2 separate regions of the Homo sapiens genome follow, and region 1 is linked to region 2. Evidence: chromatin contacts called from ENCODE Hi-C or POLR2A ChIA-PET data. All regions are on one chromosome and are shown on one strand. Each heading gives the region's core, a stretch centred on a gene start or an enhancer-like site at or near the end of the contact. The rest is flanking DNA. Distances are from core to core; before and after follow the strand shown. Region 1 has its middle 6.8 kb from the start of LINC02896. Region 2 has its middle 37 kb from the start of DRAIC.

Region 1 (2,708 bases), core at 104-2,603, 55 kb before region 2:
TAATTCTCGATGAGACTACGTCTGTGCCGGCCGCTTCCTGAGCCTCCTTCCATGTGCATAGGCCTGCTGCATGCTGGAGACCTGCGGCACAGCTGCCAAGTGCCCCGTGTGGTTCTGTGATCTTGGGACAGTCACTTCCTCTCTGTGGTTGTCAGTCTTCTCATCCCTAAGGTAAGGGGACGCTGTCTCCACGCTCATCTCCTCAGCTAGACTGGGGCCTCAGGCCTGAGCCCAGGGCCTAAGAGCCCTAAAAAATGTTTGCTGAATAAATGAATGAATAAGCCACATTAGCCACTCTCTCCGGTCTTGCTCCGACATCTTGTGCCTGAATCCTCCCCCAGTGCAGGCTCTGCTTTGAGTCGTACGTAGTCTGATGAGATCTGCTAATGGGGTCACTGCAGACAACCACAGAGCCCCAGCGTCTGACTCATACGCTGCGGCTGCCAAGTGGTTTCACCTGCCTCTGCCTCTCTCATTACCTCCTCTCATTCAAGCTGATGCTTGTAAAGGAAACAGCTTTCAGGTGAGGGGCCTGTGTATTTGGTTTGTCTTTGTTGCCTGGAAACTGTTGACATCCTGAGACATTCTGTTGCCTTCACTGGGTAATGAAAAATTGATTACTTTTCTCTCTGTCAACAAACTATAGCCCGTTCCCCTTGGCTGGGAATGGGTGAGAAGTGTGTGCGTCTTGCTCCGTGGCTGTTTGCTTGCTTTCAACAAGTTGGGTTTGCTTGACTTAGAGGTGGGGGTGGGGCCCAGAGCAGAGGGACAGGATAAGTGGCTGTGGGGGAGGCTCTTGGGGAGAGGACTCTCCTCACTTCCCTTGAGCGCTCCCTCAGTTCCAGCAAATGCCTTCACCCAGCTGACCCGTGGCATCTCTCCCCTCTGCAGTGTTCTCTCTGCTCAGCCTGCCCAGAAGCCTCCTTGAGTCTCTCCAGCCCTGGGGACAGCCTGAGATACACAGCTAATACCATTTCCTCTGTGTTCTGCTCTGTGTGGTGTCTCCTCTGGACTGTGCACTGGGCTGGCATCCCCTACCTGAGGGGATGGGCAATAGATATACCCAGAGGAGCTCAGCATGCTAGATTTAGAAGGGACCTCAGAGAGCATCCAGCCCTCTTGGTTTTACATTTGTGGAAGAGAAAGCTCATAGGGCAGGTGACGTGGCTGTGGCCACATAGCTAAGTGGTAACAGAGTATGCCTTCTTGACTCCCAGTCCAGTAGGATGAAGGTCGTCAGTTTGGTACTCACTGTCCTTGGTGGAATATGAAAGTCATGGGATGGCCCTCACCCCAGGAACATATCAAACACTCAGCAAAAGGGGTCAGAGACTGGGCAAGAGTGGACAGAGGCCTGGGGTCTTTCCGTGGGGAGCATGGTGACTTGGCCACTCAGCAGGGATGGAGGTGGCGGAGCTCACGTGAGAGAAGCTTTCAAAAGGTGGTGTTGAGAGAACAGTGAAGAATGGGCTTTGCGAGGGTGGCCTGATGTGTAGGCTTGGCTAAGTCCTCTCCTTTCCTGACTCCATGTTTGGTGCCTGCATGCCTTGCTCCCCAGAGCGGGGACAGCGTGTGGGCCCCACAGCCATGGGAGAGCAGAACTGCCCAGGGTAGGAGGTCACAGCCTCAGGCTGCCTGGTCCCACTCCAGCAGCCTTCTTGGCCCCAGGTAAGATCTGTAGATGACCCCGTAGGCTCAGCCTTGCCCCCAGCCTTGGGGGAGCCCATGCTTGCAACAGGATAGATAAGGGCTCTCTGAGATTCCCTGAGCTATCACTCCTGGCTGGCCCTACTTTAGACCTGCCTTGCTCCAGGAAAGGATCTTACACTTTGTTCCAGGGCCCCAGGCCTGCCTAGACATCTCTGAGTCAGCTTCAGGGGATCATAACTTTAAGCCTCTTGTTCTTCACTGATTGCTGTACTCAGGCATTTCTTGAGTTCCTTAGTCCCTGGGTTTCGGGCTGGCTTAGGAGCAGCCAGTTGGAGGGCTCTGGAAGTGTTTTGCTTGCTTTGCATCAATGGTGGACTGGGGCTGGGGCTGGGGCTGGGGCTGGGGCTGGGAAGGGTGCTTTATCACTGATGTCATTAAGAATTGCCAGCGCATGGTCAGGATGAGAAGCAGACTAGCTTCTTTTTTTCTTCTTGAGACAGTCTTGCTCTGTCACCCAGGCTGGAGTGTAGTGGCGCGATCTCAGCTCACTGCAACCTCCGCCTCCCAGATTCAAGCAATTCTCCTGCCTCAGCCTCCCAAGTAGCTGGGATTACAGGTGCCCGCCACCACGCCCGGGTAATTTTTGTATTTTTAGTAGAGATGGGGGTTTCACCATGTTGACCAGGCCGGTCTCGAACTCTTGACCTCAGGTGATCCACCCACCTCGGCCTTCCAAAGTGCTGGGATTATAGGCGTAAGCCACTGTGCCCGGCCCAGACTGGCTTCTACTCAGTTTTATCACTATTGTTACTTTCTCTACAGACTCATTGCCTGACCCTGGGGGATGGACCCTTCTGCCCCTCACCCCCACCCCAGGTATACCACCGGCAGGTATAGAGGTTTTTACATACTTATTTCTTTTTAAAATAAACCTTATTTTTTAGAACAGTTTTAGGTTTACAGCAAAATTGAGCAGAAGGTACAGAGATTTCCCATATATCACCTACCCCTACAACATGCACAGCCTCCCCCACCATCAAAAACCTGCAGGGAGTTGT
Region 2 (2,700 bases), core at 9-2,508:
TACTGATGCTGGTGGAATTAGGTCCTTGGGCTTCTTGGTCTCCTGGCCTCTGTGGTCCAGCCAGCCTCTTCCCCTATCCCTCAAGGATTACTTCTACGATCTCCGAACTTCAGGGCTGAGAGGGACTTAAATGGTGATCTAACCCTAACACATCATGTTACCAATACAGGAGGCAACCAACCTTGCAAGGTGGGGATGTGTGTATCTCCCATCTTACAGGAGAGAAAACAGAGGCTCAGTGAGGTTAAATGACTTTCACCAGGTCCCACAAGTAAGAAGTGATAGATTAAAGCTCTTTTGTTTGCAGGCATCAGAAATGTCTAGTCAGTTTAAGCAAAGGAGAGGAACATGGATCCTGGGGGGATTTCACAGAATGGCAAGAAAATCAACTAATTTGGCCTCCATGGGTGGGGCCCGGGGTAGCTCAAGATTGGCAGCAACAGTCTGTGGCTCTTTCTGTCCTGAACCTGCTCTCAGGGATGAGCACTAGCCCCAGTCCAGCCCAGACCCTGTATCTCTCAGGTCTAAAATTCAGGTTGCTGGGATAGAGGTTCTAGATGGACCCCTTGGATCACTCAGCAGTGGTCAGAGGTCAGGGGGTTACTAGCATAGTTATGGAGGATTTGTTTTGAGTCCTGTAGTGAAGCCCTGACAAGAACACCACAGGTGTCAACACCTGGTCGATGTGGGTCTTCCAAGGCTCAGCCGGGGCCTCTGTTCTGTCGCACAGTCACACAGTCTGCTCTCCAGTAGCTGCAGGCTAATCCCAGCTGTAAGGTCAGCCGAGGAAACGGAAGGTGCTGTTTGCATTTTAATAAGGAATCCAAAAGACCAAAGGCCTCTGGGTCCTAAAAGACTGGTTTTCTCAAATGGTGCAAAGTCCAGGTATTGTAACTGATGGGGCACCAGGGGTAAGGAGCCCTCCCTGGTACTTCCCGTCACACCCACACAAGTGTGCCTCCAACTTATAAAGTTCACCTGTTTATCTTGCTGCCGCTTGTTCCCCCAACTCCTTTCCATCTCCCTCTCCAAGGATTCAGTAATATGTTGTCTAGACACTACTGCTGCTGTTTCTCCTCCATTAATCCATTTTAATTGGAAAGTTATCATAATGCAAACTCTCTTTGGTATTATTTGCGGCTCTGCATTATTAGAACCTCACCAACTCGCTTTCCCAGCAAATTAAACTTGCTATGGAAGCAATGAGATCAGCTGCTCATATTAAATCAGGCCGCACGTTGTTAAGTGGGGCTGGGAATGGGGCTTCCTCAGCTGGGTGGGGCGCAATCGCTGGAGGCGTTTACAATGGCACCACTGTTTTTATGCTGGGGATTTGGCCTCTGTGCTCAGTTCTCCTCTTTTTTTGGCACTGTGTATTGGAAATTAGAGATGGAAAGAAAGAGGGGACAAAAAACCCTCTGGTGGTATTTGGCCTCTCACCCCAAACCCAGGGCAAACAGCAATGATCAGAATGCACATGGCCTTAACCCCAGATGAATTACAAAGCATATTCCAGTAGTCCTAAGAGCCTTGTGAAGTAGCGATGATCATCCCCTGTGTATGCAGCTGGAAACTGAAGCTCAGAGAAGGTACTTCTAGGGGCTGCACAGGCAACACATAGTAGACGCGGACTCTAAGCCGAGTCCTCTGAGTCTAAAACCAGACGGCCCGAAGGGATGAAACGCCAACCACAGTGAGCAGACCCTTTTTACAGAGCAGATCCTGGAACGGATTCATTTCTAGCTGATAGTATGGAAAGCAGTTAATAAATGACCAGGTTTCCTATTTGTGGATTATCACCACCTCAGCATCTAATTTTTCCCAGTTACCCACTCAATAGAACAACATGGCTGACACTCCTGCCCACCCACCCAACGGCCATTTCCCCCTACTCCCTTGCTACCCGAAACCTAATTTTGTTAAGTCAGAAATGTGCCCAATCTCAGAGGAAGACTCATGATTGGTCTAAGCCAGCCATGGGCGTCTGTTTCCCTTGTCAGTGATTGGTCTAGAGGTAAGCATGTGACTCATTTCTGGCCAATTACACCTAAGGGAAAGACTGCCGATGACTTCTGGGAAAAACTTTCTCTCCGATGGCGGCAGAGCAGGGAGGAAACTTTTGCTTGAGTTTCTCTCTTCCAGTGTGGGCACTATTTGTTATAGTTAAAAAGTCCCCCAATTCTTTGACCTTGCTTCCAAAGGTGGAGCCCATTTCCCCTCCTGCTGAGCGTGGGCCACACTTAGCGACTGGCTTTCAATGAAGAGAATGTAACAGAGGTGAAAGTGTGTGACATTCGAGGAAAGGCCATAAAAGACATTGGTGCTTCAGCTTTGCTCTCGCGGCTGTCTGACTCTGGGGGAAGCCAGCCACCACGTCATGAGGACACCCAAACAGCCTACGGAGAGGCCCACGTAGGGAGGAGCTGAGGCCCCCTGCCAGCAAGCAGCCCTAGCCCGCCAGCTGTGTGAGTGAGCGAGCCTTTTTGGAAGTGCATCCTCCTGTCCCAGTCCAGCCCTCAGATGGCTGCAGCCCTGCTAGCATCTTGACTGCCGCCTCATGAGGGACCTCAAGCCAGAACCAACAGCCACGTGGTGCCAGAATTCCTCATCTGCAGCAGCCGTGTGAGATCATAACTGTTTATTGCCTTTTTAAGCCACTGAGTTTTGGGGTCGTTTGTTACTCAGCAGTAGATGATTAAT

Evidence for each region. A loop is a pair of places that touch in the nucleus more often than their neighbours do. ChIA-PET counts read pairs that join two places held with the same protein, here RNA polymerase II (POLR2A). Pooled maps may share reads with other maps.
Region 1: a map of natural killer cell shows a loop between it and region 2 (2.2-fold over the local background). The contact joins two enhancer-like sites. A Hi-C loop is called at or near these places in 5 of 168 maps with a recorded cell type or tissue (Caco-2, Calu3, PC-9 and 2 more), 2 of 37 single-sample maps with no recorded cell type and 11 of 50 pooled maps. POLR2A ChIA-PET finds 5 or more read pairs at or near these places in 3 of 52 experiments (GM12878, PC-9 and WTC11).

The regions. Positions count from the first base shown.
Region 1 is chr15:69,468,223-69,470,930 of GRCh38, forward strand. No RefSeq gene overlaps it. Among named protein-coding and RNA genes, the nearest start is that of LINC02896, 6.8 kb to the left of the region's middle. RefSeq lists an enhancer at 121-320. Within about 2 kb of position 1,354, at least 14 of the 41 ENCODE cell types and tissues checked have a DNase peak (open chromatin) inside an H3K27ac peak, as active enhancers do.
Region 2 is chr15:69,523,738-69,526,437 of GRCh38, forward strand. No RefSeq gene overlaps it. Among named protein-coding and RNA genes, the nearest start is that of DRAIC, 37 kb to the right of the region's middle. RefSeq lists an enhancer at 2,457-2,700. Within about 2 kb of position 1,259, at least 4 of the 41 ENCODE cell types and tissues checked have a DNase peak (open chromatin) inside an H3K27ac peak, as active enhancers do.